2 separate regions of the Homo sapiens genome follow, and region 2 is linked to region 1. The links are chromatin loops, found by intact Hi-C in ENCODE. Cell type or tissue: Calu3. All regions are shown on one strand. Each heading gives the region's core, and the rest is flanking DNA. Links, peaks and the distances in the headings are about the cores only.

The links. A loop is a pair of places that touch in the nucleus more often than their neighbours do. Peaks named below come from ENCODE experiments on the same cell type or tissue, not always from the same donor. Only the 100,000 strongest peaks of a DNase experiment are listed, where the experiment ranks them.
Region 2: it touches region 1 in a loop (8-fold over the local background); 1 of 110 quality-filtered maps calls a loop at or near these places.

The regions. Positions count from the first base shown.
Region 1 is chr13:24,046,509-24,062,787 of GRCh38, forward strand. LOC124903136 (a long non-coding RNA gene) reads right to left here and starts at 7,047. Exons shown (of 2, transcript XR_007063723.1): 1 at 7,000-7,047; 2 at 5,678-5,864. It also overlaps a transcript of SPATA13 not described here. In Calu3, for the core only: a CTCF peak has its summit at 7,107 (motif pointing right); a DNase peak (open chromatin) is centred at 7,103.
Region 2 is chr13:24,189,504-24,205,782 of GRCh38, forward strand. All of the region lies in intron 1 of SPATA13 (spermatogenesis associated 13), which reads left to right. Among named protein-coding and RNA genes, the nearest start is that of MIR2276, 35 kb to the left of the region's middle. In Calu3, for the core only: no CTCF peak of the experiment used is centred there; no DNase peak of the experiment used is centred there.

The sequences.
Region 1 (16,279 bases), core at 4,895-9,894:
CTGTTTTTGTGCTTTACATAAATGGAGTCATATGGTGTGTACTCTTTTGTGTCTGGCCTCTTTCACTCAATATGTTTGCAAGATTCATCCATGATGTGTGGGTAGCAAGAGTTTGTTATTAGTTCCTGTAGCTGTATAGATGTCCAATGTATAATACCGAAATTTATTAATTGTACTATTGATAGAAATTTGGGTTTCCTGTTTGAGGACTTTATGAATAAAGCTTATATGAACATTCTTGTACATCTTTGGTAAACATACACCCATTTCTATTGGATATATACCTAGAGATGTAATTGCTTTGAAGGTATGCATATTGATCAGTGTAATCACCAGATCCTTCTTGACCACTGCAGAGATAAAATCAGTTCACTGAGACAGCGGTATTGCAGTAGAGAACAAGTTTAATAAACAGGGCTAGCCAAGCAGAACAGGAGTTTATTACTTTATTACTCAAATCAGCCTCTCTCAGAACTCAGAGGCTAGTCTAGGTAGGGGTTTCATGGCTAATTTGGTGAACAGCAGGCTAGGGAATGAGTGCTGCTGATTGGTTGGGGATGAAATTGTAGGGGTGTGGAAAATGGTCCTGGTGCACTGAGTCCACCTCAAGGCGGGGTCCACAGGACTAGTTGAGTCATGAGTCACGGGTCAGGTGCAGTCATTCATTTGCCAGAATGCAGAAGTCTGAAAAACATCTCAGAATAACAATCTTAGGCAATATAAAAGTAGTGTTATCTATAGGAACAATTGGAAAAGTCACCAATCCTGTGACCTCTGGCCACATCTCCTAAGAGGCAAGGAATTATAGAAAAGCAAGCCAGAGAACAGTGGCTGGTTATCATTTAAGCCTACATGTTAGTAGAATTCAGACCTCTCCCAAAATCCTAATCTTGTGGCCCTGCATTCATTTTACAAAGGCAGTTTCGGTCCCTGAGCAAGGAGGGAGTTAGTTTCAGGAAGGGACTGTTACCGTCTTTGTTTTAAAGTTAACAAAGGCAATTAGCTTGTGAGAATAGAAGCAAGATGGAATTAGTTAGGTTAAATTTCTCTTACTGTTACAAATTTTGCAAAGGCAGTTTCATCAGCTTTAGTAAATCCTATTAGTTTTCCAAAGTGGCTGTGCCAATTTATACTCCCAATATAGTGTGGGAGTTCTTCTTTATCATTATCAATCCTTAGTATTTTATCTCTTTTTCATGTTGGCTTTTTCACTTGTATCAGCAAGGGCTCTCCAGAGAAACGGAACCAATAGAATCTGTATAGATATATGGAAAGAGACTTATGATGAGGGACTCACCCACGTGATCATGGAGGCTGAGAAGCACAGGATCTGCTGTCTGTAACCTGGAGATGTGGGAGAGCTGGTGTAGTTCCTGTCTAAACCCAAAGGCCTGAGAAACAGGGAAGCCAGTGGTATAGGTCCTGGTCCAAGCCCAAAGGCCCAAGAACCAGGTGCGTCAATGTCTGACATCCCAGGGTAGGAGACAGATGTCCTTTTTGCCAAGGTCACTCTCCCTGATGCCTTTCTGTTCTATTCCTACCCTCAAAGGATTGGCCAACGCCTCCCACATTAGGGAGAGTGAGTCTTTACTCAGCCAGGTGATTCAAATGCTAATCTCTCCCAGAAATACCCTCAACACACCCCAGAAATAATATTTTACCTGCCACCTGGGTATCACTCAGCCCAGTCAAGTGGACACATAAAATTCACTATCACACATTATGGTGTAGTGTTGTCTCACTATGCTTTTAATTTGCATTTCCCAGATGACTGTTGCATTTTTAGCATTACGTTATATTGTTTAGAAAATAAGATACAATATAATATACAAAGCAACATGTAACTAAACATATAAAGCAAAAGCTAATAAAAATATATAAACAGAACTTGGTAAAGCACAAATATAATGAATGATTTTAAATATTTTCATTTAATAATTTAGTAGATCTAGTAAACTAATCAAGGATGAAGAGGATCTTACATTCATAATTTCGTGTAATAATACATATAAAATTTACATCCTACAAATATGGAATATATAACTTTCTCTTATTTTTTTCTCCTTTGTACTTTATAAAATTTCTAAAATTCAGTTAGGTTCTTGATGATGAAAACATTTCAGATAGTTCAGGAAAGTAGAGATTTTAGAGTCATCAGTCTCTGATCAAAATTAAAAAAAAGATAAATAAATTGTATAAAGACCCAAGCTGAACCGTTTAATATCAGAGTGCACTCTCATAAAGTGTCCCTAAAGCAAAGGAGAAGTCAAGGCTGAAATTCCAAGTTAAAGAAATAGTAATTCAAACTAGAAGACCTTGTAGCAAATTTATCGCATCCAGGAAAAGTTGTATTTAGAGGAAATAGCTTCAGATAACTTCTTTATTATAGAAGAAAATTAAAACTACAAGTTAGAATTCATGTTAGGAAACTCAAAGAAAAAAATGACAAAACAAAACAAAAGGACCTATGAAAAGGAAATTAATTGGGATAGGAACTGATATTAATGAAGTAGACACAGGGGCTACCAAATGGTTACTTAAATTCAGGATTAAGGTTAAAAAGATAAGAAATGTCTAAAGTCTTCTAACCCTGGACATGATGAGGAGCCTAGAACAAGTGTATTGATTCTCCAGTTGTTTTATCTCCTTTGCTGTAAAATATGAACAACAGCAGCAGTAACAACAGCAATACCGTTGTGCCCAGCATGACAACATTTTAGTCACTGATGCCTCGCCTACAGGACAGCAGCCCCATGACATTATAATACCACATTTCTATGCCTTTTCTACATTTGGGTGTGTTTAGATGCACGAATACTTACCATTGTGTTACAGCTGCCTACAGTACTCAGTACAGTAACGTGTGCAGGTTTGTTGCCTGGGAGCAATAGGCTACAACGTGCAGCCTCGCTGTTTGGTGGGCTACATTATCTAGGTTTGTGTGAGTACGCTCCGTGTTGTTCACACAGCAACAACATCGCCTACATTTCTCAGAATGTAGCCCCATTAGTAAGAAATGCATGACTAGACCTAAGAAGGTGTTGGTGGTCACAGTAACGTTTAAAATGTAACATGCTGTAATGCAACTTAAGCAGTACATGCAATATCTAGGAGGCCTGTATAGGGAGTCTGTAATATACATGCAATGATACCAACCTCAGGCTACTAAAAACACGAAACTGATGGGCTGTGAAGGGAGTGGATGATCTGTTTGTCAGCAAGGCATGTGCACCACATGTGTAAATATCCTGAAGAAAGTACCTCAAGTGTCTGTCATGCAGCCAACAGACAGTATCTGCAGGGCCCTTTACAAACCAGGAAGAGGGAAATCGGATTCTTTCCATTTGCAGACATTTTCAGACTCGTTCTTTCTTTCTTTTTTGAGACAGAGTCTTGCTCTGTCGCCCAGGCTGGAGTGCAGTAGCACAATCTCAGCTCACTGCACCCTCTGCCTCCCCGGTTCAAGCAATTCTCCTGCCTCAGCCTCTCAAGTAGCTGGGATTACAGGTGCCCACCACCACGCCCAGCTAATTTTTGTATTTTTAGTAGAGATAGGGTTTCACTGTGTGGCCAGGCTGGTCTCGAACTCCTGACCTTGTGATCCACCCACCTTGGCCTCCCAAAGTGCTGGGATTACAAGTGTGAGCCACCATGCCAGGCCTTTCAGATTCTTTCTGAACCATCTGGGGAAGTCACAGTATTGATAATGGCCATGAATTTATGAGAAACTGTTAAGTATAATAGATATTAAAAAATAGAAAGTTGATTTTTAGTTGGTAACAAAAGACTAAAATCTTTAATGCACTCTAGTTCCTTGAAATCTGATAATGCTGACGAGTCAGTTTCCGGAGCCAAATTTCCCCGCTTGACTCATCCTCACAAGAAATCAGATATCCTTGTTATAAGAGGAGAGCATCAACACAAAACAAAAACAGCACGGATGGGCTGCCTCATGCTGTATAGGATTCGAGACCCAGGAGCCATAGCTTAGGGGCCACTGTCCCTGGTCAGGCACACAGACAGGAAAGGAGGAGGGACCCAGCTGGCATGTGGCTGGAGCAGCACCCAGGACACAGCATGGCAGCTGGCCAGGTCTCAGCCCTGGACAAGAATCCACAAGAGGCGAAGGCATTTTCTGTGCTGTGCCTCAGCCAGAAGTTCCAATGCAGGGATGTGGAGGCATTTTCTAAAACTTGCCTTTGTCTTGCTCCAAGTGCAGGCACCATGCATAATGCTGACGAGCATGGTCTGTGACTCCCGCGCTGGCAGGACTTTATGGCCAAGGTGCCTCATGCCACCCACCACGTGTGGTAGTGGCAGTCATTTGTGTAACACTCAGACACCCAAATAAAGGGGCAAGCATCCTAAACTGGTGCAGCTTTACTGTCCTGGGAGGCCTTACCCACTTCTCAAAAGAATGTGCTATTTGCTGACTTCAGTACTAAAATATCTGAGTTGTGTTACCTGAGGGTTTTCCAGCTGTTTTTGCAGGTGAGTGTACTGTGAGCTAAGCAGGCTATAGACCCATATCTGCCATCCACCAGCTGGGTAGCTGTGGGAGCACCTCTTTCCTTCTCCGGATTTCCCCCACCTTTTATGAATGTCACTGAGCAAATGAACTCCAAGTGAGCACTGCTGGGGCTAGCCTCCTGAAGTTTTTGGAGACCCTAGTTCTGCTCCCCAGTCTCCACGCAGCACATACCTTGTTGCAGTGGCCACCTGACCTTCCAAGAGGACATGAACAGCAGGAAGTGATTTCCAATCACGTTGGACATGCTGTGCCTGCAGCCGGCAGGACTTCCTGGTCCTGGCATTTCAGGTGAATGACCCTTGTCTGGGGTTGAAGATGAATCTTCCCCAGGTCCTCTTAAGGACTGCCTGGCATCCCTCCCTATCTCCTTTCAGCCACACCAGGTACAGCCTGCCAGGCTCTCGCCTCCAGTTTCACACATCCTTGCACCTGCCTGGGCGATGGCACTTGGGACATACTCATGCACACCCAACCCTTAGGGGAGGAGATTATGCCCAGTGGGTGGTCCATAGAAGGAAGCCAGGGAGTAAATGCTTCCTCCGTCTCCCTGCTGGTCTAGTAGAGTGGAGCCAGCGGAGACAATGCTCCCTGTTTGGGGATGGAGGGGTGGGGACTTAGGGGCAAGGGGAAGCTGAGAAGAGATTACACAGAGGAGATGATATGAGGCGAATCTTCAGAGGTGGGAGCTTTAGGGGGGAAGTGGTAGCGATTGGAGTCAGAGGCAGCAGTGCTATCAAAAGTCTAGGCTGCAAGAGCCTGCTAAGAGTTATGTTCTCCAGGGCAGGGCAGAGGGAGATGCCCAAGGGACAGAGGAGGCAGTGGCCGCCAGCCTGGGGTCCTAGGAGTTCCCCGGCACCTGTTCCTCCTCCTCAGCCCCGGCCCACCCCTGCAGCTCCTCACCAGGTTCAGACGTCCTGGCTCTGGTCCTCCCACCTCATCTGTGCACCTTGCCAGTCCTTTGGCTTCCTCTGCGTGCACTGAAGCCCTACCAGCTGGTGAGGAGTCCCTGTGTTTGGACGCAGGGTTTGGCTTCTTACACCAGCATCCTGTGCTGTGTCCAGGCTCCTCGGGTCTCTGTGCTTAACGCAATTCCAAATGGAAGAAAGGGAGGAGGAAGCACGGTTCTCAAGAATCGCAGGCCTCGGGCACAATTTGAGCTCCAAGTCTTTATTTCTTGGTTATCACTAAGAATCAGTTGCATATTAGAATTCTGAATAGGCCTGGTGCAGTGGCTCAGGATTATAATCCCAGCAATTTGAGAGGCTGAGGCCAGAGGATTGCTTGAGGCCAGGAGTTTGAGGTCAGGCTGAGCAGCGTTAACGAGATCCCATCGCTACAAACAAGAACAACAACAACAAACTATTATTTAAAAAATAAAAATAAATTTTAGAAAATTCAGAATGACCAACACTTTCATTCAGGGTTCTAACTATTGATAAAAAGAAATATATGTTTTTTTTTTTCTTTTAAACCCATGATGTGAGACATTAATGTTCTGGGCAGTTGTGAGGAATCTCCACCACAGCACCTCTCCTCACCCTCCCGTTTCCAGATGAAAGCCAGGCTGTGGATACTGGCCTGGTGACAAGAGAACATGGAAAATGGAAAGGATGTGAGTTTAAGGACTCTTTGGACACAGTAGAGTGTGTCTAAATTTCTCAATAAAAGGCATATTTTATAAACAGAATATAAATATTCAGCATCCTGGCCTTGGACCCACGACTGCGTTCCTGTGGCGGGAGGCAGCCAGCAGCTCAGGGGCCCGTGCAGCACTTCCCCCTGCCGCCAGGGGATCCTCCCCGCCACTGTGCCCTGCCCACCACATTATTTATACTACATGTCTCATGCTTTCTGTGGAAAATTGTTTCACTTAGCTTCCTGCAGGGATATTTTGGGACTGGGAACCTTGGCTTTTGATTTTTCCTTTCTCTACCTTGCATAACAGCTCTAATTCCCAATTCTCTTGGATTTTCTCTTCTCTCCTGCTGCTCTTTGGGCTGAAAAATAGGAATTCTCTTTTATTGTTTTGTTTCAATTTTCTGAGACCTATCCGTACCTAGAACACAAACTTGTTTTTCTCCGTGACATTCTTGTTTTAGATATAAAGCATCAAGTATCTGAGCAGCAAGAACATTTTTGTGTACTTGCATTTTATAATCGTGGAATTCAGGAAAGGTCTTGCAGGAGGTAAGTTAGCATAGAGTTTCAGAGCTAGGATTCGGCCTCAGTGCTGTGATCCACAAAGGAATGTGTAATAGAATTCGGAAAATCACTGCATTTGATGCAAATATCTAGTGAACTCTAGGCCGCTAAAACTTCTCAACCACTCATTCCATGGCTGATTCACGTGGAGTTCCTGCATAACAAAATTCGGGTAGAAATGATCTACGAGAAGTAAGTACCAACACCTCCTATTGGAGATGTGAAATTGAGCAAGCCGTTCTTACCTGGGATCTCAGCTTTCTTACCTGGCTAGAAGTGGGGAGGTTGAATGCACTTGGTATCTAAGCACCCTTATAGACTTCCCTTGCCACCTGGGCCCACGGTGGGAGTATTTTTCTCTATGGCCACTAGATGTCCCAGGAGCACCCACTTTGGGGCTGAGCTGTCTAAGACACCTGGGGCTCCATCCTGTCGTCCTTGGAATCTGCTGACGTGAGGAAGGCAATGTTTGGGTTTCACTTCTGTATGATTTTGGGGCTGCTGTCTCAGCCACTGAGACTCAGACAAGAATTTTAAGACACCAAAACAACCCCTTAGTTTTCTTGATGGCTGTTTGAAACCAACAGAACCATTCACATTTTCAGGAATGGATTCTTGTTAATGCCATGAAGTAGGAATTCACAAGGGATTTTCCAAACATTAGTGAACTCACAAAGGAAGTGTTATTATGGGGTGTCTATGTGCTTGAGGCATAGAGAGTCTGTAAAAATGAGAGAGCCACAGCTGCCTCTGTGTCGTTGGGGTGACGGAGGCTCCTGGACAGCTCTGCCCTGCGGGGACACTCTGAAGAACAGGCACCCTGTGCTCAGGGCCACCGTGAACCATGGAGAGGGCAGCATGGAGGAGGAGGTGAAGAAGCCCACAAAGAGGAGTCAGGTCAAGGACACCATGAGAGATCCCTCGTCTGCCACTTCCAAGGCCAGAAGCCCGGAGTTCCCATCACACCCCACAGCAACTATGCAGTGTGAGACCACTGGTTCATTTAGCCAGGAAAAGGGAAGAAATCTTTCAGGGTGGATTTAAAGAGAACTGCAAATCCATCTGCAGCCATCTTAGATAGATGAATGTGAAGTTTAACGAAATTAGCTCTGTCCAAGTATCCAAGTGGGAGATTTCCAAGAAGCCATCACTAAGGCTACTACTGGCAGTGGCAGTGGTGGCATTAGAAATAGCAGCATGCCCAGAGATAACTTTCCAATTTAGTGTTAGGGGAAATTGTATGACACTGCAAGGACCATATTGTAAGCTTAGCTGTCTAATGTGCAAACCAGATACGCATTTTTAGTTTAAATTAACTTTGACATGTAGCAGCAATTCATAGTTACCCCCAAAACACAAACTCTAAGAACTTTTAAAATGCATTTAATAGAACTCTAAAGAGTACAGAAGAGAAAATATGTGAAATATAATAATAGTAGCGCACCGTTAATTTATGATGGTTCTTAACCAGTGTGTACAGGTTTAATACTACCTCACAGGAGAAAAGGTTAAGGAGGATATGCATTTTTCACTTGTATATAAAATGGAGAATATTCATTTTTTAAACTGGAAAAATGAATTCAGTCACTTATGAAGTGTAACCTCTTCTAAAAAAAAATTGTGTGACAGATCATACAATAACAGCGCTCACTTCTTGTGATCATATGTCCCAGCATTTAAACATTAAGTCAATTTAGCTAGCTACCTTTCAGAAGCTGGTTATTATGACTATTATTTTACACTCATAATTCAATTTTTATAAACAATATAATGCCAGCTGCTGTAATTCAAACTTTATATGCCAATGTTGTGCCCTGTCATATTTTACATTCTGAGCAAGCCTACAGCCTCCAGCAGCCTGAAGGTTGTACGCTTTACATATATGGCACAGAGCGATCAGCCTGCAATTCATGTGCATATTTGTTACAAAGCATGTGTCTTTGTGAAAATCTTATACACTTAAATGACATCAGTTTCTATCTTGTTGTTGTTCTTAAATTGCTTCCCCAGTCCTCTCCTTCTCCTTCAGTGTTATAGATGTTATGTATTCATCCTTTCATTGCGGGTACAGTGCATCGTGTAAGATCCCAGATGCAATCAGCATGCCTGGGTTCAAATCTCGACCTTGTCCTTTTCTATCTGTGTTTTCTTAGGCAAATATCTTAATTTCTGTCTGCCTAGGGAGATGGAGGATGGTAACAGGACCTACCTTACTGAACTGGTAGGGAGAGTAAATGAGTTAAAACATGCAGAGGTCTTAGAACAGTGCCCGAAGCACCTTTAGTAACCATGCATTCACTGAGAAACCATGTTTTGTGTGTTGCTCTACCAGGCACAGTGCTAGGCTGCAGGGATTCTGGGATGGTGGCAGGAAACAGAAGTATTCGAGAACAAGGGTTCCAATACCAGCTCTCAGGTGCTGTGGGACTTTACTCGCCAGGTGCCTTTGGCTAAGCCACCCACTTTCCTAGGTCCTCAGTGTTCTCCTTGACCAATAATAAAGATGGAATAGACAATCTCAAAATTACTTTCCAACTCTGAATATTCTTGGATGTCCTAATTCTAAGCCAAGTGGGCTCTGTGGAAATCTGCTCTCATTGGCCGAGGAGTCCAATCCACCACCGCACGGGTCCAGAATAAAGTGACCACGCTACATTAGACAAATGGCGTTGGCAATGCCGTGCCTTTTTATGGAAAGTGGTTTTGGATGTTTGTGATGCAAGGAGACATGAGGATATTCCATATTAGCATCAGTGGTTCAAGTGACTTGGAGAGTATGTTAACAACAGGCTTTATGGATGGAAGGAGCCAACACATTTCTCCATGAAAAGTCCTCTAAAATGGTAGAGCTCATGGTTATGATAGAAAGATGGGATGAAGGGCACCCCTCAGAATTTCACAGATGTTGAAACAGTTGAATAGAGGAAGTGAGTCAGTTTGTATCAAATGAATAAATAGGAAAAGTTAAAACTAGAAGTGATGAAGGAATAGAACAAAGTGTCCAGAACAGCCTCAGTGAATATCTACTATATGTCCACCTTCAAGTGCATTAGGACCCATTTAGAGATGCTTTGGAAGTTTTGGAAAGGGGTGGACAGGCAAAGGTTACACATCTGGTTAACCACGTAGATCTGCATTTCGGCTTTTCAAGTAGCAAAAGGATAAACTTACCTTTAGGCTTGTTATTCCATTTCCATACAAGACATATGATGGATTAGATGCTCACCTTACATGCTCCCATGGACCTCTGTCCTTCTGTCCTAAGTGTCACTGTTAATTATATGTTTGACTGTTTCTTCTCTTCTGCAATGTAAATTCCATGTTGTGTGAATTGCCTACTGCTGCACCCACAGAGCCCAGCACAGTGTCTAGCACATAGGAGGGAATATATATGCATGGATATATGTTGAGTGAATGGAAGGGATGGCTTCTTCGGATGGCCCTGCCTTCTTAGCTGTGAATACATGATACATAGAAGGCTGTCTCTTTTGGTGGCTTTGTTTTTTGGGAGAGGAATGAAGAAAAGACAAGTACGTTGCTGTGCGTGTCTGATAAGATTTCCAAGCTGATCGGGCCACAGGTCCAATTCTGCCCCTCACATCGTCCTGCACATAAAAAGGGAGTGGCCTTCCTTATCCTTGACAGGGCAAGGGGAAATGGAACTTCTTTTTTTTTTTTTTTCAATGAATGGAGATTTATTAGGCCAGCTTTAGGGCGTTTCTGGGAAAAACTCGAGCCACAGACACATCTGTGGCTGTTTTCTTTCTCTCTCTCTCTCTCTCTCTCTCTCTTTCTTTCATAGCGTCTGGCTCTTTCTTTTTTTTTTTTCTTTTTTTAAAAAATTTTATTATTATTACACTTTAAGTTTTAGGGTACATGTGCACAATGTGCAGGTTTGTTACATATGTATACATGTGCCATGCTGGTGCGCTGCACCCACTAACTCGCCATTTAACATTAAGTATATCTCCTAAAGCTATCCCTCCCCCCTCCCCCCAACCCCACAACAGTCCCCGGAGTGTGATGTTGGGAAATGGAACTTCTTAATCTCGGCCACTTCTCGGCCTGTGGCGCTTTGCACTCCCACTGCAGCTGTCGGTCCTCTTGACAAAGTCCTGAATTTTCCCCCTCTATCTGCAGAGGGGTCTCTTCAGTTCACTTCTAGTGAGGTGGTTTTCTGATGCTATTAAATGGAGCCCCTCAGGGAAGCCAGTGTTGACAGGGCATTTTCTGAGTCCTGTGACTGCATCCATATGGGACTGGGTGATGTGGGATGTTCTGCATGAATGTCTTATGACCAAAGGCACTGAAAGGACTGGTGCAGGGCTGGGAATTTGATTTACCTTGTTGGGGCATAAACTCTACTTCTTTGTTTTCTCTCCACCCTACCCCTATCCCCAACCTCCAACCGTCATAAGAAATGTTACTTCCTGAAGACGGGCAAGCCTGGCCTTTTGGAATTGCCACACCGTATATATGTGTGATCTTTTCTCTGGTCTCTGAGCACCTTGACCCTAAACCAACACTGCAGTCAGGTGGGAGGGGAGGTACAGAGCCCAGCCTTCCCCTTGGAGGTCCAGGGAGGACTAGTGAGAGGAGGTCAGGCTAAGAGAGACTCCAGATTCCCCTCCTCTCTTTTGATTTCAGCAGCTGGTGTGGAAACTCCTCCCCACGCTGCCCTAACTCCACGTTATTATATCTTCACTCCAAGGATGCTGTGGCAGTGGACCATGGGATGCAGAAAGGAGATGTTCATGGCCAAATTCAAGCCTGGCAGTGTCATTCCTGCTTAATACACCCAACGCAAGATGAGCTCCCATCTGGCCATGCTGTGGCCCCACACCTGATCCCACATTGGAGTGTTATGTCTTTGTATTTATTTACCTTTACATAATTATGAGGCTACATAAATTTAGTTATTGCTGGCCATGAAACCAAACCCAGAAAGCTTACATAGGATGACGTCTTTTGATCGTAAGTGGAAGGAAGGATTCTAGTGTTGAAAACTCTCTACGTGATATTGTTATCTGGGTATCAGATTAGATTAACAATGGTAATAGAAAACTCACTCACCTGATTCAGTCACTGTTTAAACCCCCTTAATTATATCAACTCATTTAATGCTCACCGTAATCCCTTCAGCAGGGAATTCTGATATCTCCATTTTATGACTGAGAAAATTGAGGCAAAATGGAAAAGCTTTAGAGTTTTTGCCTTGGGTGATTACTGTATACGGGACAAAGGAACAGCTCACACATGTGAGACTCATCTGTATGTCATAGGGCTACACATTACTTAGAATAATTGATTACCTGATTGGAGATTCTAGCAGAGGAAATTACTAACTTCATAACTTTCTTGGTGTGAAACTCATGGCTTCAAAACGGTCTACATAATTATGAAATTCAGATAATTTATTAGTTGCTTATTTTTAAGTTTGATAAAACTTGACAGATCAGTGAATAATCGCTAACTATTGGAGGCATTATCTAATTGTTCTTTCTTATGATTTATGTTGGGAGCTATAGATTCACTGGTTAACCTGTCAGGTAGCAAGATTTATGTTTACACAAACTTTCCAGAGTGTCTTCAACCCCACGGAAGTTGTCTTTGAACATCACCTTTCTTGGACAGCTGTGCATTTGTTTACCCCAGTAATGATGCCAACTCTGTCTCATGTAGACCTGTAAGCTCCAGGACAAGAGCCATGGTCTGTGTATTGTTTTTTGTTTTGTTTTGTTTTGTTTTGAGACGGAGTCTTGCTCTGTCACCCAGGCTGGAGTGCAGTGGCGGAATCTCCACTCACTACAAGCTCTGCCTCCTGGGTTTACGCCATTCTCCTGCCTCAGCCTTCCGAGTAGCTGGGACTACAGTCGCCCACCACCATGTCCTGCTAATTTTTTGTATTTTTAGTAGAGACGGGGTTTCACCGTGTTAGCCAGGATGGTCTCGATCTCCTGACCTCGTAATCCACCCCCCTCGGCCTCCTAAAGTGCTGGGATTACAGGTGTGGCCCACTGCATCCGGCCTGGCCTGTGTACTGTTGTAACCTCACCACCCAGCACAACTCTTGGGACTTGGTGAATGTCACAAAAAAAAAAGGCTTGTCTTTGATCTCTCAGAAGATTGTTCTCAGTACTAATGTAGAGGGAGTGCCTTGTGTTTTCCACTTGATTTCCAGTCTCACTGGCTACACTTGAATCCAAATAGGCTTTGGCTGTATTGAAAAGACAGAGATTTGGCACTGCCAAGTCACTTACACTAACGCTTTTGTTTCTGAGGTGGAATCCCCAAAGGAGGAAGACAAAAACAAAACATTTTGGAGAGGCTATTATATGCTGAGGACAGATACTTTCATTTCCATTATCTCATTTAATCCTGTCATTAGTGCTTTCAAGTAAGTATAAGTGTGTCCATTTTATAATTGAAAAACCTAGTGATTCTTGCACACTGATTTTGTATGCTGGAACTTTGCTGAAGTTGTTTACCAGGTGAAGAGCTTTGGGCCTGAGACTATGGCGTTTCCTGGATAAGATCATGTCGTCTGCATACAGAGATAGTTTAACTTCCTCTTTTCCTATTTGGATGCCTTCATTTTCTTCTCTTGCCTGACTGCTCTGACCAGGACTTCTAATACTATGTTGAATAGGAGTGGTAAGAGGGGCATCCTTGTCTTGTGCCAGTTTTCAAGGGGAATGCTTCCAGCTTTTGTCTTTTCAGTATTATGTTGGCTGTGGTTTTGTTGTATATGGCTCTTTTATTTTGAGGTATGTTCCTTCAATACCTGGTTTATTGAGAAGTTCCAATGACATTCTTCACTGAACTAGAAAAAACTATTTCAAAATTCATGTGGAATCAAAATGAGCCCAAATAGCCAAGGCAATCCTAAGCAAAAAGGACAAAGCTGGAGGCATCATATTACCTGACTTAAAACTATACTACATTTTTTGGCTAGAGTAACCAAAACAGCATGGTACTGGTACAAAAACAGGCACACAGGCCAGTGGAACAGAATAGAGAGCCCAGAAATACTTACAACCTGCACACTTACTATCTGATCTTTGACAAAGCTGACAGAAACAAGCAATGGGAAAGAATTCTCTATTCAATAAATGGTACTGGGATAACTAGCTAACCGTATGAAGGAGACTGAAGTTGGATCCCTTCCTTACACCATGTAAAAATGTAACTCAAGAGGGATTAAAAACTTAAATGTAAAACCCAAAGCTATCTAAACCCTGAAAGACAACCTAGGCAATACCATACTGGACATAGGCATAGGGAAAGATTTCATGACAAAGATGCCAAAAGCAATTGCAACAAAAGCAAAAATTGACAAATAGGATCTAATTAAACTTAAGAGCTTCTGCACAGCAAAAGAAACTATCAACAGAATGAACAGAAAACCTACAGAATGGGAGAAAATATGTGCAAACTATGCCTCTGACAAAGGTCTAATATCCAAATCCAGCATCTGTAAGGAACTTAAGCAAATTTAGAAGAGAAAAGCAAACAACTCCATTAAAAATGGACAAATGCGGCTGGGCACGCTGGCTCATGCCTGTAATCCCAGTACTTTGGGAGGTCAGGAGTTTGAAATCAGCGTGGCCAACATGGCAAAACCCCGCCTCTACTAAAAATACAAAAATTAGCTGGGCATGCTAGTGCATGCCTGTAATCTCAGCTACTCCAGAGGCTAAGACCGGAGAATCACTTGAACCTTGGAGGCGGAGGTTGCAGTGAGCTGAGAGCACACCACTGCACTCCAGCTGGGGCAACAAAGCAAGACTCTGCCCCGCACCCCCCAAAAAGTGGGCAAATGACATGAACAGACACTTTTCAAAAGAGGACATACATGTGGCTAACAGGCACATGAAAGAAAGCTCAATATCACTAATATTAGAGAAATGCAAATTAAAACCACAGTGAGATACTATCTCACACCAGTCAGAATGACTGTTACCGAACTGTCAAAAATAACAGCTTCTTGCAAGGTTGTAGAGAAAAAATGCTTATATACTATTGGTGAGATCATACATTGGTTTAGCCATTGTAGAAAGTAATGTAGCAATTCTTCAAAGAGCTAAAAACAACTGCCATTTGACCCAATAATCCCATTACTGGTTATATCCCCAGAGGAATATAAATCATTCTACCATAAAGCCACATGCATACGAATGCTCATTGTAGTGCTGTTCAACAATAGCAGAGACATGGAATCAATCTAAATGCCCATCCATGGTAGACTGGATTAAAAAAAATGTGGAACATATGCACCATGGAATACTATGCAGCCATAACAAAGAATGAGATTGTGTCTTTTATAGGGACATGGATGGAGCTGGAAGCCATTATCCTTAGCAAACTAATGCAGGAACAGAAAACCAAATACTATATGTTCTTACTTATAAATAGGAGCTTAGTGATGAGAACTCGTGAAGACCAGGAGGGGAACAACAACACTGGGGTCTAATTGAGAGTGGAGTGTGGGAGGAGGGAGAATCACAGAAAAAAATCATGGATACTACCAGGCTTCATACCTGGGTGATGAAATAATCTTTACAACAAACTCCTGAGTTTATTTATATAACAGACTTCAAATGTACCCCAAACCTAACATAAAAGTTTTTAAAAAAAATTAAAAATTAAAAAAAAAAAAGAAAAAAACTGAGGCTCAGAGAAGTTAAGTACCTCACCCAAAGCCACACAGCTAGCTGGTATGTTTTAGAACTAAGCTTTAACTTAAGTATCTTTGACTCAAAGCCTACTTTTCACTGCTGTTGCTGCCTTGAGACAGAGGTCCAGAGGTGTTATGTGCGATGGAAGCGTCACTGGATGGAGACATGACCCACCCATGGGGGTATCTTGAGGAACACACTCAGTTGCCTGTGTGAATTCTAACAGGTCTGTTTGCATCTCAGATGCTCTACTGTGACCTCTGGTACAGTGTGGCTGTTTACTAGTGATGCTATTCCGGGAAGAGCTCTAGGGCTTCTTAGCCCCATGTTAACTTCTCATGGTTCAAAGTGCTGTTGGCGGAGCACAATGCAAAATCCTGTGGATATGGGTGAGGCTGTCATCTTTGGAGGAAGGACTAAAGGGCTGGGGGCAGGAGGCCAGGGACTGACTGGGGGCTGATCAGGACGAAGAGAGCTGAGGGCACACAGTCAGGATGAAATTCTTCTCCAATGGCGCCAGGGTGCACGGTGCTGGGAGCCAAGGGGCTCTGCCTTCCCACCAGCCCTGCCGCTCCAGGGCTCTGTGAACCTGGGTCACCTCACCTCCATGGAGCCACACTTCTTATTTGCAAAACAGAGGGTGGGGATCCGGTGACGAAGGAGCCTCCATCCAGTTCTAATTTTCCGTTTTCTTATAGAAGTCGGGCTTCGGTGTGTCTGGAACTGTGTAAGGAAGACCCAGTGAAGTATCCTCATGACTGCACCTGAGCTGTACTGAATAAGGGGTTGTGTGTGTGTATGTGTGTTTGTGTGTGTGTATGTGCACCGTGTCTGCATGTGTCCACATGCATTTGTTATCTTCCATCCT
Region 2 (16,279 bases), core at 4,071-9,070, 140 kb after region 1:
TATATATAATATATTTAATATTGCATACATATTTATATTTAAATATATAGTATATTTAATATTACATACATACTATGTATGTAATACAAATATAAATATAAAATTATATTTAATTTATTATATAAATATATATATTTATATATATATTATATATTATATATTTATATATTATATATATTTATATATAATATATAATATATTATATATAAAAGCATATATAATATATAATATATTATATATAAAAGCATATATAATATATAATATATTATAAATATATTTATAATATAATAAATATATATTTATATAATATATTATAAATATATATAAAATGATATTTAATATATTATATTAATATATCATATATAATATAATTATATATCATAATATATATTATATAATTATATTACATAATATATATTATATAATTATATAATATATTACATAATATATTATATAATTATAAAATATATATTATATAAATAATTATATAACATATAATAATATATTATTATATAACATAATGATATACAATATATATTATTATATAACATATAATGATATACTATATATATTATTATATAACATATAATGATATACAATATATATTATTATATAACATAATAATATACAATATATATTATTATATAACATATATATAATATATATTATTATATAACATATCATATATAATATATATTATTATATAACATATCATATATAATATATATTATTATATAACATATCATATATAATATACATAATATATATTATTATATATAATATATAATATTATATATTATTATATATAATATATAATATTATATATTATTATATATAATATATAATATTATATATTATTATATATAATATATAATATTATATATATAATAAGGCTGTAGTTACCATGGATGGTGATTCCTCTGATGGATCTGGGCAAAGTAAAGTGAAAACCTTCTGGAACTGATTCACCATTCTAGATGCCATAAAGAACAGGAGGAGGTAAAAATACCACCCTTAACAGGAATTTGGAAGAAGTGGATTCCACCCCTCATGGATGACTTTGAGGGGTTCGAGACTTCAGTGGAGGATGTAACTGCAGATGTGGTGGAAACAGCAAGAGAACTGGAATTAGAAGTGGAGGCTGAAGATTTGATGGAAGTGCTGCAATCTCATGATAAAAATGGAATGAGGAGTTGCTTCTTGTGGAGGAGCAAAGAGAGTGGTTTCTTGTGACGGAAACTACCTCTGGTGAAGATGCTGTGAACACGGTTGAAATGACAACAAAGGATTTAGAATATTACATAAATTTAATTGATAAAGCAGTAGCAGGATTTCAGAGGAAAGATTCCAGTTTTGAAGGTTCTGCTGTGGGTAAAATGCTATCAAACAGTATCGCATCCTGTAGAGAAATCCTATATGAAGGAAGAGTCAACAAATGCAGCAAACCTCACTGTCTTCTCATTTTAAGAAATTGCCACTGCAGCCTTCAGTAACCACCACCCAGATCAGTCAGCAGCCACTACCATTGAGGCAAGACCCTCCACCAGAAAAAAGATTAGGACTTGCTGAATGCTTGGATGATTGTTAACATTTTTTAACAATGAAGTCTTTTTAAATTTATTAATTAAATTAATTAATTATTATTTTATGTTTGTAGAGACAGCATCTCTCGATATTGCCTAGGCTGGTCTCGATCACCTGGCCTCAAACAATCCTCCTGCCTCGGCCTCCCAAAATGTTGGGATTATAGACATGAGCCATCTTGCCCAGCCATATTTTAAAATTAATGTATGTACATTTTTTTCAAACATAATGCTATTACACACATGGTAGACTACAGTATAATGTACACATAACTTTTACATGCATTGGGAAACCAAAAACTTTGTGTGACCTGCTTTATTTCGATATTTGTTTTATTGCTGTGGTCTGGAACCAAACCTGCAATATCTCCCAAGGCATGGCTGTATCTCCTCTTTCTCACTATACATTGCTTTCTTTTTTTTTTTTTTTTTTTTTTTTTTGAGATGGAGTCTTGCTCTGTCACTCAGGCTGGAGTGCAGTGGCGTGATCTTGGCTCACTGCAAGCTCTGCCACCTGGGTTCACGCCATTCTCCTGCCTCAGCCTCCCGAGTAGCTGGGACTACAGGCGCCCGCCACCACACCCTGCTAATTTTTTTGTATTTTTAGTAGAGACAGGGTTTCACTGTGTTAGCCAGGATGGTCTTGATCTCCTGACCTTGTGATCCGCCCGCCTCAGTCTCCCAAAGTGCTGGGATTACAGGCGTGAGCCACTGCGACCAGCTACATTGCTTTCTAAAGCCCTTGCATCTCCTGCATACCTCATCAGAGTAATGAAAATGTTGCAGAATTTTGCTCCTTAGTTCAGCTAAAACCGGGTTCTTGTCACACAAGCAGGAAAATTTAGGCCTGCGTACACATTGAAGGGTGAACAGTGCAGGATTATTACAGGGCGAAAAGGGAACAAAAAAGAAAAATACACGGCAAAGTGAGATGGAGTCCTGCTAACAAGCCCCCACCTCACCCAGGCCACCACACAGGAGCTGAAGAGGTCAGGCTTCTACCCCGATCTGTGGCTCCACCCTGGTTCCCCCAGTCCATTGTGGCCATGCTCAGACAAGGCCCTGGGCAGGTTGCCTCATAGGGGGCACAAAAGCAGCTGTTGTAAACTCTTGTTGGGCAGGCAAGGAGATTCACCAGGGACCCCCCTCCCCCCACACCTTATCTGCCTAAGCATTTGGCTATCTCAAAAGCACATTCTAAGTTAAACAATGACCTGTTAATTTCCAATTCAGGGGCTTTTTCCTGTAGTTCTCTGCTTGTGTTTTGAGGTGTTCGTCTCCTCCTCCTTGCAGCTCTGCTTGGTGACTGTGATGCCTGCTACTCTAGTTCTCCTCCTGCCCCTTCAGTCTCTGTGCCAGTTCCTCTTCCTCCTCCTACCCGCTGAAACAGCGTCTTCCTCAGAATACTGTTTCCAGCAGTTCCCATGGCCTCACCTATCACCTCATCTGCACTCACTCCAGACATCTTGAGAGTCAAGACCTGAAGTCCTGTCTGTTAGTACATATTTAATGTGGTAGGCACTTGAGTATTGAATGAAAACTCAGGCACCTTCCTCTCACTAGGTCTGCACACCTGCCCTGGCCCCAGAGCACACAGATAGGCTTACCCGCTTCTACGGTGTGATTGGGTCAGGCTGTTGGAGAAGCAGAGAGAAGATTTGTTGTGGAAGGGGTGCCATGGAGACAGATCTTGAAGATCTCAAGGATTTTGAGAGGGTGACATGGGAAAAAAAGGCCTTCTGCATGGGTGGAACTGCCTAAAACTAGGTTAGGCAACAGGAGGCACTTCCAGAGCCCAGCAGGTGGTCCTGGGAGCACTGGTAGAGATGGACAGGAGGAAAAGGATTCTTTCCTCCCCCTGCTGTTCTCAAAACACCAAGCACTGTAACCGGCACATTATAAGTGCTCTTTAAGGTTTTGAGAGAAGTTGAAAGTCAAGGTGTGTGGGCTGAGAGCCCTGGGGGGCCAGGCTGAGGAGCTTGACACATAATCCAGGAAGGGACAGGAGCCACTGAGCATTGTTGAGGAGGGCAGTGACTGACTGGGGAGGACCTTCAGGAAGCTTTGTCTGGCATGTGGGCGCTGGATGGATAGGAGAGTAGAAAAGTGGACAAGTGAGTACACTGAGGGGGAAGTGACGGAGCTCTGAGGAAGGGGAGTTGCAGGGGAAATGGACAGGAGGGAATGACTCCAGTGAGCTGGGGGCACAAGGGAAAGTAGGTGAGGGTGGGGGAGAGAGATGACAAAGGCCAGTGTTGGAGGAACTGGGAGAACGGAGGCATTGTTGACACAGGCGGTGGCCATGTTGTTTGTACTGGGGGCCTGGTGAGCAGATGCCTCAGCGTGGTTGAATCTGAGTGTGAGGAGTGAGGCCTGCGGGGGGTGCTCCCCAGTTGGTGCCAGGATAGCTTCACCTGGAGCCGAGAATGGGTGATGTGGTGGTCGCTCAGGCACATGGAGTTGCTGGAGAAACCAGTTGAGTCTGGAACCTTGGGAAGGGGCAGGAACAGGAGGAAGGATGGAGAAGGGGCACTCAGGTGGGAGGAAGCCTGGAGAGGAATCAGTGGCATCAGAGGCACTGGATTCTCTGAAAAGAGTCCCTTCGATTTGGCACTTAGCTATGCTTTAGCAAATATCAGAGGAGCAGGTCTTCTTCTGGAGGAAGAAGTAGGGTTAGTGTGGAAACGTAGCTATTCCTCAGTGAGCAATTGTTGGCTGAATCCTGCTACATGTCAGACGTTGTGCCAGGTGATGAAGTGGTCACAATGAGGAAGATGGATGTGGAGAGTTGCTGGGTGGTGCCCAGAAGATCAGTAATTGGGATTTTAACACATTGTGATGAGTTTAGAAGGGTGGAAGCTTTGAGGACTATAGAGACACAAAAAGGCAGAAACTGGAAAAGAGTTTGTAGAGGTTTCTTACCTTCTCAACCATTCAAGTTCATAGCCCATCTTCCCAACTTTGCATCCATGGTTCAGTAGCCGAGTCTGTGGTGGGCACCTCATTGATCTTTGCTGCTTTATGGTTTTATGAACTCTAGCAGCTTCCCCTGCAGACATTGAGACACCTTGTAGAACCTAGGCAAGACTGCAGTGGTACAGGCAGTGGCCAGATCACACATTATATAAGATGATGCCAATACGTATAGTTATTTAAATGTGCAGCTAAAATCGTCCTGAATGTTGTTGCATCATTTCAAATATATGACTTACAAAAGAAGAAAAGAAAAGTTAGCGCCGTTCAATCATCCTGAGATTGCTCCTTTGCCTGGGACTTGCAAGAGTAGGACAGGAAGTGGAGAGGAAAATGTCCAGGCTCTTTGCAGGCTGAGGTGCACATTACTGGAAATGTTGAGAATCACTGACAGAGCGAACCATCCAGCTCTGTGAAATAGGAGAAACCAACTAGCTGGAGAGGTAGGATGCATGCTCTGAGTACTTAACAATCCTTATTTTACAACTTCTGAATCCGTAACAGTTTGAGGATTTGGTAGTCAGTGATCCTGCTAATAGCTGCATAATGAGCCCGGTAGGTCCTCATTGATTCACCACTCACCGACTGGTCTGCCGCTTTCCACTGGAAGGACTAGGATTTCTTCTTCTAACACTGTTTATTCTATGGCTGAATCATTTGTACACTATTAAAAATTCTACGTGCTTTACGATATGTGGAATCTTGACCTCACTTGTCGGAATTTAATCAATGATTTAATCTCTACCTGTCTAAGCAGCTCACAATGGTTTTCTTATCCAAAGGATAGTTGCAGAATGTTTGTTAATTGGGACAGGAGTAAAATAGTGAATCTTGTAAGGATGAATTATGACTAAATTCATGGGAAGTGGACGATACAACTTTTTAAGCTTTATTAAGATACAATTTAAATACCAGTTCACCAATGATTTCTAATTCAACTAAATGGCTTTTAGCACATATAGGAAGAGTTGTACAGCTGTTGCCACTGATTCCAGGACCTTTTTAGCACCCCGCAAAGAAACCCCAATTCCTGTTAGCAGTCATTCCCCATTTCCTCCTGCTCCAGGCTCTGGCAACCACTGACCTGCCTCCTGTCTCTATGGATTTGCCTATTCTGGACATTTCCTATCAATGGAATTATACAATATGTGGCCTTTTGTGACTGGCTTCTTTTACTTAGATAATATTTTCAGTGTGCATTCATGTTGTAGCATAGCATGTGTCAGTACTTCTGTTTTATAGCTGAATAATATTCAATTATGTGGATATCAAATTTTGTTTATCCGTGCATCGGTTGATGGGTATTTGGTTCGTTTCCCCCTTTGACCATTATGAATAATGCTGCTGTGAACACTCATGTACAAGTTTTTGTGTGGGCACCTGTTTTCAGTTCTCTTGGGTATATACCCAGGAGTGGAATTGATGGGTCATATAACTCTATGTTTCATATTTTTAGGAACTGCCAAATTATTTCCAAAGTGGCTGCCCCATTTTACAGCCCACCAGCAATATAAGAGTGTTCTGATTTTTCCACATCTTTGCCAACACTGCTAAAGGACAGTATAATATTATATAAGACTCTTAATTATTTAGGCATTGATTATCTACAAGGGGGTTTTCTAGGATTTTGTTTCCCTTTCTCTGTCCCCAAGTTACTGATTTGTTGATTTCACTGTAATATCTGATTTTGCTTTCCCGAAGAGAGGAAGGTGAGGAGAATGTGGGAGAACTTAAATTGGTTAATATAGCTAAATATTAACACCTGTTAACAAGTTGACTAGAAAGGTTTAAGGGGGAAAGATGATTTAATTAGCTCAAGTGATGTTTGGATTAATAGCAACCTCTGTAGGACTGGGGATGTATTCTTAGGTACTATAATAATTTATGTTTTTATTTATGAAAAAATTAAAAATTTAAGCATGTTTCATATTATCTGGATGACCATGGTATGGGGAAAACTGTAACTTGATTTTTGTGCCTTAATTTGCATTTGATTTTAATTCTTTGGTGCCAAGAAATTCAACTAACATGGCAGCAATTAACTTACTGCAGAGTTTTCAAAATATCTTAAAGGGCCTGGAAAAATTTTTCTAGAAGCTTCATATGTTACCCAAATTTGATGAGGAGTATCATAGTCAGTACTCCTGTGGAGTTTTCAAGTAAAGCCCTCATAATGATGGTGGGAAGGAAGGTGTGTTCCCTAAGAGTGAGGCTTGGCATAAACCCTTCACACATTACCTGGAAGTATCACACTTCAATTTTAAAAAGATTCACATGAATTTACAGTGTTTTTTAATGTTACATAATAGGTAATACCTATTTTTAGTATGTAATAAAGCCTTAAATTATATAACATTCAATAAAAATACCTGTACCTTTCCACAGTGTACTAGAAAATGTTCCAATTTGTGTAGAACTGACTTTTACTCTTCTTTTCATTCCTGGTGGGAAGATCACTTGAGCCCAGGAGTTTGAGACCAGCCTGGGAAATATAGTGAGACCCTTGTCTCTACAAAAACCAAAAAAATTACCTGGGCATGGTGGCGTGGGCCTGTAGTCCTAGCTACTTGGGAGGATGAGGTGGGAGGATCACTGGAGCCCAAAAGGTTGAGGCTGCAGTGAGCTGTGATTATTGCACCACTGCATTGTAGCCTGGACAACAGAGTGAGACCCTATGTCAAAACAAAACAAAACACATGAGCAGCCTAGTACATGTCGGGCACTTAGTGTTCAGTAATATTATTTACTTTCCTGAAGAAAATGGCCAATTAATGGAGAGTAGTACATTTCAAGAGATAAGGAGAAGCATGATTTCTAACACTCTAGAATATTGGATTGGCTAGAAAAAAAAACAGTTTGAAGAGGAGAAAGAGATGAATGTGAAATGAGCAAGCTGCTGAGTACGGGGTGAGTAGTGATTACATATACTGGAAAAGAGGAACTTAGTTCTGTAGAAATCTTAACTTCGTGATAAAAGTTACCAGCAACAGCAGGTGGCCAAATAACAACCAGAGGGCACCTGAGATGGGTATGATCTTACTGTTCCAGTTTTTATTATGTTTCAGTCTTGAGAAAAGACCCATCTTTAGAGGAAGACATATATCTTTAATTTACTCTCCAGGTCCTCCATAACTGCTACAGTAGCTATAATATTTATGTGATGGAATAGTCAAGTATAAAATAATATTGAGATAAAAATTTTGACACAACAGAGACTCAGTAGGAAGAAATTGTAAAGCTGGAAAGAGTAAACAGTGCAATAGTGATTAACTACAGAATAAGTGTATCAAAGTACAACTTTCAAATTGTTAAAACGTAACTATCTCTTAAATGTATCATGAATATGTGTCAGAAATTTATTTAGCTCATCAATGAGGGAACCAGCAGGATGTTGCCACTGACTTAGTCTGTCAGGAAAGGCGTGCTGAGATGTTTGCTAAATTAGACAACACTGGTTAATGTCCTATAGGGCAGTAAAACTGTAACCTTTATAGTTACCTTTTCTGAAAGATAGAAATAATTTGCATCTCTAATGAGAAAAAAAGAAATCTGAAGATTAACCTATAACTTACCTCTAATTAGTAGTAAATAGCAGGTCAAAATAAAGTACGTCCTAGAGAATGAAATCAGTTAGACTGGCTTTGGTGTGATATTGAAAGTACATGTGCCATCCTTGGCCTTATTTCCATGTTCTGACTAATTTTAAAAAATATGTATAAGGATTAGTGAGGGGCCATTAATACCACCAGAAATTACTAGGATGCCTTAGACTTCCATTGTGTTCCCTGGCTCTCTCAGTGGGCATGGGGTTTCCTGGAGGCTGATTTTTCTCCTAGGATGAAGTCCCCCAAGAAACATGCATTTGCTTCTCAAAAACAGAACTGTTGTTCTTCCAACTCCTCACTTTCCCATGTTTCCTCCCCTGTTACCTCGTGTTTGTTTGTTTGTTTGTTTGAGATGGAGTCTAGTTCTGTCGCCCAGGCTGGAGTGCAGTGGCATGATCTCTGCTTACTGCAACCTCCACCTCCCGGATTCAAGCGATTCTCCTGCCTCAGCCTCCCGAGTAGCTGGGATTACAGGCGCCCGCCACCATGCCAGCTAATTTCTATATTTTTAGTAGAGACGGGGTTTCACTGTGTTGGCCAGGCTGGTCTTGAACTCCTGACCTTGTGATCTGCCCCCCTTGGCCTCCCAAAGTGCTGAGATTACAGGCGTGAGCCACCGCACCGAGCCACCTTGTTTTGTTTCCAGACTCACTGGACTAAATGTCAGGTCCTCCCAGCCTCCTGCCCACTCCTGTACAAACAGAATCATAGGAAGTCTCTTTATAATAAAGCAGCAAGCCTATTTCAGGTACACATGTGTTTTGCTGGATGTTCTAGGAAGGTGAAAAAGAGTCTAGAGGTCTCCAAAACCCTTTGCCATTAAATCCTTCAGACGCAGTTAATAAAATCCATAGGAATCTCCCACAGAGGCGTTGTTGAGTTTGGCTTGGGATTACTATAGAGGTATGATTATTAATCTTCATTCTTGTGGCAGTTTACATCAGTTTCTAGATAAATGTTGATTGGAATTTAAAACTCTATGTATGTTCAAGCAAGGAGGTGAGTTTTGTTTGGTAGTCTCTTTTTCTTTGTCCTTGTTCTTTCTGCCAAGTCTGGGTCGTCCTGTGAGGGCTATCCCACGTGCTGCCACGAGGACATGGAAACTAGTAAAGTTTCTGCAGGTCAGCAAAGTTAGATGAGTACCACCAGCAGCAGGTGTCAGCTAATAAGCAGAGGGCATTTCAGACTGGTACCTCTTCCTCAGGGGTGATGCAGGACCTTTTCTGCTGTTGATTAAAGGATTGTATTTTTAGAATATATATTACATATTCTTAGAACTATAAAATCTTTTTTTTTTTTTTTAAGGCAGGGTCTTACTCTGTCACCCAGTCTGGAGTGCAGTGGTTCATTCTTTGTTCTCTTTTCAGGCACACACCACCACTCTCAGCTAATTTTTGTATTTTTTACAGAGACAGGATTTTATCATGTTGCTCAGGCTGGTCTCGAACTCCTGAGCTCAAGCGATCCGCCCGTCTTGGCCTTCCAAAGTTCTGGGATTACAGGCCTGAGCCACTGCGCCCGCCAGAACCATAAAATCTTAAAGTTGAAGGAAATCTCAGAGGTTTGGAATCCAGCACCCACGCCAGCTGCAATCCATGTTTGCCAGCCGCTGAGCTCTTCGGAAGGTGGGAAGCTGGGAAGACTGAATCTTGCTAGATGGCCTGTTCTCTGTAAACAGCTTTGATTGTTAGGGAATCTGTCACAGAATGAAAAACAATCTCATTCTACATACTGATTCTACCAGAAAGTGTGCATCTGAATAAACTTCTGATCCTTCTTCCATAGGAAAAGCACTATGATGTCTTCCCTAAAAGTTGTGTTTTTGAAGCTGAATGTCTCAGAATCTTTCTGCTGATTTGTGAAATAATATGGATGGCAGATTATTGTGTAAATTTATCTGTGGTTTGTCTGTGTTTCTTTTAAGATGTGTTCCTTAGAACTGAACGTACTACTTTTAATTGGCCAATGTGTAGGTTTAGGAGAGGGATGGGAAAAACTTGCGTCTTGTGATCTAAGCTCTACTTCTGTTGTTTGCCTAGACCTGCGGCAATGTATTGGAATTTTCAATAGGCGCATAACAGTGTCAGATCACATTGGCCATCCAGGTCACCACATCTTTGGGTTCTTATTCAAATAAATTGCTTTTGTTTGTCAAGTGTTCCCACTAAGCCATATGTAAGTAATTGTAATCCAATTTTTTAAAACCTTAGCTGTGAATACTTATTATAATAATAATATATGTCTTATAAGAGAGATAGACTAGCATGGTAGTTAAGAGTTTAGCACTGGAATCGGACCATCTGGGTTCCAATCCTATCTCCTTTATTACAGTCTGACATTGAGATGGTTAAATGTGTTGATGCCTGGAAGGTCCCTTCCCATGGCTCTTGGTTGGTCAGTGATCAACAAATGAGAGCTATTATTCTCTTTGCCAGACTTGTACAAACCCCTTCAACGGGCATTTTCTTAATTTAACCCAACTACAGTTTGATGAATACTATTGTTATTCTGCCTTTGTTTAGATGTGGGAACCGAGCTCAGAGTAGCTAGGTAATTTGTTCAGGGATGTGGCACTCCTGGGTGGCGCAGAAGGATTTGAACATGGGCCTATCTGATGCTTTAGTGGTTGGCACACCTGGTTAGCCCTGTTGTATGTTTCATAGAGCAGTATTTTCTAACCCAGCCTTCTAACAATTGTGTATCTTAGCTGTTTTATTAAATACTTAATTCATACAAAGAGTACAGCATGTAAGGACAAAGACAAGTAAACACCATGTATGCACTGCGCAACCTGAAACGTGAAATGCTACCATTTTCCTTGAATGTCCCACCTCGTTCTCAGCCCCAAGTCTCCCACCCAAGAGGTGACATCATTCTGACTTCGGGGATTATCACCACTTAACTCTTCTTTATTGGTTTTCAACACATAAAATATTCCTAAACAATATTTTTCTTTATGTAGCTGTTTAGTAGAATAGCATAACATACGAGATGTGAATATAAAGCAACTTTATGTTTTTTGCTCTCGGTGGTCCCCTTAAATTACACGTGTGATTAGTTTCTCTTGTGCCCGAGATGAAAAATCAAGCAGCCTCATGACTGTTGGTCACCTCCGGGTCATAAAAATCTCACAATCACATCAAGTTTAAAACAAATAAAACAAACCAAAAAACCCCACTCACTCCCACAATGAAAATACACAGTTTCACGTAATAGTCAAAATAATCTTGCTTTAAAATTGAGGCTCTTGATATTGACAGAATGTGTCTGATTACGTCCTTGTTCTTTTTTTTCCCCCTCACAGGAATGTTGCAGCTATTCTAAGGGCTTTGCACGCTCATGTGAATTTTAAATTCAGCTAGTCAGTCACACACACACACACACACACACACACACACACACAGAGTTTGGATTTTGATTGGAGGTATTTTTGAATCTGGACATTGTAATGGTGTTATTTGTTCCCTTGCCTTAGTGAGGTTATCATGCTTATTAGCACAAGGGGCGGGTTTCCAAGCATTTACCTAGACAAGCTGTGACCCCCTGTCATGTGTACAAAGCTCTTGTTGGCCTGACTGTGCCACTCATCATCAGCTGTTTGTTTTTTTAAGATAATAGTCTATTTTTTAGAGCACTTTTAGGTTTATAGAAAAACTACCCCCTCTCCCCTGTTCACTGTTTCTTTTATTATTATCATTTTGCATTAGTGAGATATATTTCTTACAATTGATGGGTCAATATTGATTTACTATTAACTAAAGTCCATGGTTGACATTAGAGTTCACTCTTTTTTTTGAGACAGAGGCTTGCTCTGTCACCAGGCTGGAGTGCAGTGGTGCAATCTTGACTCACTGCAACCTCCGCCTCCCAGGTTCAAGCGATTCTCCTGCCTCAGCCTCCTGAGTAACTGGGATTACAGGTGCGTGCCACCACACTCAGCTAATTTTTGTGTTTTTAGTAGAGACAGGGTTTCACCATGTTGGCCAAAATGGTCTTGATCTCTTGAGCTCATGGTTCGCCCACCTTGGCCTCCCAAAATGCTGAGATGACAGGTGTGAGCCACCATGCCTGGCCTAGAGTTCACTCTTGATGTACATTCTATGGTTTGTACAAATACATAATGCAATGTATTTACCATTATGATGTTGTACAAATAGTACATATGTTAAAATCCCCTGTGCTTCACCTGTTCACTTCTCTTTCCCCACCCAGCCTTTGGCAACCACTGATCTTTTTAGTCTCCATAGTTTTGCCTTTTCCAGAATGTCATGTAGTTGGAATCATGTAGTATGCAGCCTCCTCAGCTTGGCTTCTTACATTCACAGTATGCATTTAAGTTTCCTCTGTGTCTTTTTCTGGCTTAGTAGCTCATTTCTCCAGCCTGGGGGACAGAGCAAGACTCTGTCTAAATAAATAAATAAATAAATAAATAAATAAATAAATAAATAAAAAGTGACTCTGACATATTTGACTCCTATATTCGTTGATACATCTAAGTTTATCCTTGCCTTTTAAAAGATAATAGGTAAGGATATATTACCTTGTTGTGTGTTGTGAGTTTACTTTTTATCCTAGGATTTAAGTGCAAAAGGACGTTAAGAATCCTGGGCTATGGAAGAGCTTGATCTTCCTGCCTCTGAGCCCCAGAACCCTCTTTTGTTTGCAGAGCTAAACAGCCACACCGAGTAGATGGCCCAGCAGCAGTAAATGTGGTGCCCACAGTCGTAAAGGACAGTTGATTCTGCAGGGAACGGCCCGTTCCTGAGCCTCTCCTGGAACGAGTGTGTGCTTGGGCGCTTTCTCCAGGTTGGATGCCAGTGTTGGCCTCAGAGACCTGTTTGCTTTCTTTCTTTCCCTTTTTTTTTTTTTTTTTTTTTTTAGCTTCACTTGTACTTTAAGGTACAATATTAGAATGTTCCTGTGACTTTTTTTTTTTTTGTATTTGTAGATTTGGGATAAAAATGGAATTAAAAAGCCTGAAGGGAGCGGGAGGAGGGAATCTTGCAAAATACAGACGGAAGAGAGTGAGAACTGTCTTATTAGATAGTTTTTTTCTTTTGTTCTTCATCTGTTTTTGCATTTATTATTTGAGATAAGAAATTTTCATTAAGCAAAGGTAGTGAAACACTCCCAGGAGCCTGGAATTACGTTATGAACACGGCTTAGTTTGGGAAATAAAAATGGCATCATACGGAAGCATTCCACTTACTTGCCCAATTTAGGAGTGGAGAAGTCGACAAGCAAACAGGAAAACCCTAACTTAGGAAACAGTATGTAATTCCTGGAATTATGGTGAGATTTTTTTTTTCCCTCAAGTTTTATTTTAAGTTCCTGGGTACGTGTGTAGGATGTGCAGGTTTGTTACATAGGTAAACGTGTGCCATGGTGGTTGGCTGCAGATCATCCCATCCCTAGGTATTAAGCCCAGCATCCATTAGCTATTCTTCCTGATGCTCTCCTTCCCCCATCCCCTCCCTCCCCACAGGCCCCAGTGTGTGTTGTTCCCCTCCATGTGAAATGATGGGATTTTTACTGTCAAGCTTTCTGAAGTTGAAGTTGTCTCTTCCCCAGTGCCCTCTTTGTAAAAGTATAAAGAACCATTCTGTAGAGGATGTAAATTAGTGTCAGGGTAATCACCAATTACCCTGACGGTAATTTAGGGGAAGGGGAAGAAGGGGAAGAAATACTGATAATATAGCACTCAACTTTTTAAGTAGCTTTTTCCTAAACTTGATCTTCCTGTGTCTGAGCCCCTAAGAAAGCCTCAAAAGCGCTAGCTACATTTTGTAAAGTCTGTTTTTGTGACTGAAAGGGGACAGCACTTCTGTGGCTGTTTGCATTGTTTCCTTAAACTTTGCTGTTGAGGATTGGATGTGACATGTAAGGCTCTCTCTGTTATGTCTAGGTGGACACAGCAATGCAGTGCCTTGCAGTCATTTAATGGTGGATTCCTGCAGGCAAGAATCAGGATAGGGTAATTTCTGGGGCTTAAATTTCACGGGTTCTTCAATTCTCAAACTCGTTTCTCTTTTTTGTTGGTAGGTATTTGGGAGAAAGAGCTGGAAAGACACTTTTTTATATTATTAAATACAGACAATTGATGAGAAGAATTTTTGTAGTCTCTCCCACAGAAGGATAAATTTACTTTGCAGACATCCAAACCTAATGTTTACAAAGAAGCTCTGAATGTTTCAACAAATATTTAATGAGCTGCCATTAGGTGCCAGACACTGTACTGTGTGTATATGCTGTGGCTCTGGATGATTAAGGTCATGTCTTTAAGGAGTTTATGGTCTAGTGAGGGTGCCTCAGTCATGCAAAAATGTAACTTAATGTAATGTGGTGTGTGTTAGATGAATTTCTGCACAGCTGCTTGGTTTAATATAGTAATTGTAAGTGTCAGGAAGCCACAGGGGGAGTGTGGCTTCCTGAGAGAGACAGTTCCTGCACTGAAGCTCATAGGCAGGTTCTTATTGCATGTACTCACAGCCAGAGGCTAACCCGAATGCCTGTTATGTGTTAGATACAGTTACAGGAATAATACCATTTAATTCTCACTGCCGTCCTCCAGAGTCTCTGTTACTGTTATCCACATTTTTCATTTTGCAGATGAAAAATCTGAAGAAACACTGTGTTCAGAAAACGATAGGAAAATTGTGAATCTTCCTGAATCAAATATATTTTGGAAATGCTTAATTTAACTGGTAAATTGTTTTAAAAGCATTGTTTTTGTTGGCAGACAGAGCTTTTTTTTTAAATTTTAGTAAAATAGGTATAACGTAACATTGATGACGACTTTAACCATTTTTAGGCATAAAATTCAGTTGTGTTAAGTTCATGATATTAATATGGTTGTGCAACTATTACTACCATTCATCTCGAGAACTGTTCCATCTCCCAAACTGAATGTCCATACTCATTAAGCAACAGCTCCCATTTCTCCTCCTCCTCCCAGACCCCAGAAATTACTGTTCTACTTTCTTTCTCTACAAATTTGACTTCTCTAGGTACTTCAAATAATTGGAATCATATGCTATTTGCTCTTTTGTGACTGTCATATTTCAGTTAGCATAATGTCCTCCAGGTTCATCCCTGCTGTAGCATGAGTCAGAATTTCTTTTCTTTTTAAGGCTAAATAATATTCTATTATATGTATATACCACATTTTCCTTATCCATTTATCAATCAGTGAACATTTGGGTTGTTTCTGCCTGTTGGCTGTTGTGAGTAATGCTGCTGTGAACATCAGTGTATAAATATCTGTTCTGCATACATCAAAATAATAAGAGCCATGTATGACAAACCCACAGCCAATATCATACCTAATGGGTAAAAGCCGGAAGGATTCCCCTTGAAAACCGACACAAGACAAGAATGGCCTCTCTCTCACCATTCCTATTCAACATAGTTTTAGAAGTTCTGGCCAAAGCAGTCAGGCAAGAGAAAGAAATAAATGACATCCAAATAGGAAGAGAGGAAGTCAAACTATCCCTGTTTGCAGATGACATGATTCTGTATCCTGAAAACCCCAAAGTCTCGCCCCCAAAGCTCCTTCAGCTGATAAACAACTTCAGCAAATTCTCAGAATACAAAACCAATGTGCAAAATTGCTAGCATTCCTGTATACCAACAGTGGGCAAGCAGAAAGCCAAGCCATGAAAGAATTTCCATTTACAATTGCCACCAAAACAATAAAATACCTAGGAATACAGCTAACAAGAGAAGTGAAGGACCTCTTCAAGGAGAATTACAAACCACTGCTCAAAGAAATCAGAGATGCAAATGGAAAAACACTCCATGCTATGGATAGGAGGAATCAATATCATAAAAATGGCCATACTGCTCAAAGCAATTTATCAATTCAATGCTATTCTGATTAAATTACCATTAACATTCTTCACAGAATTAGAAAAAAACTATTTTAAAATTCATGTGGACCAAAAAAGAGCCTGAATAGTGAAGACAATTCTAAGCAAAAAGAAGAAAGCTGGAGGCATCACTTTACCCAACTTCAAACTATACTACAGGGTGACAGTAACCAAAATCACATGGTACTGGTACAAGAACAGACAAATAGACAAATGGAACAGAATAGAGAACCCAGAAATAAGATCACAC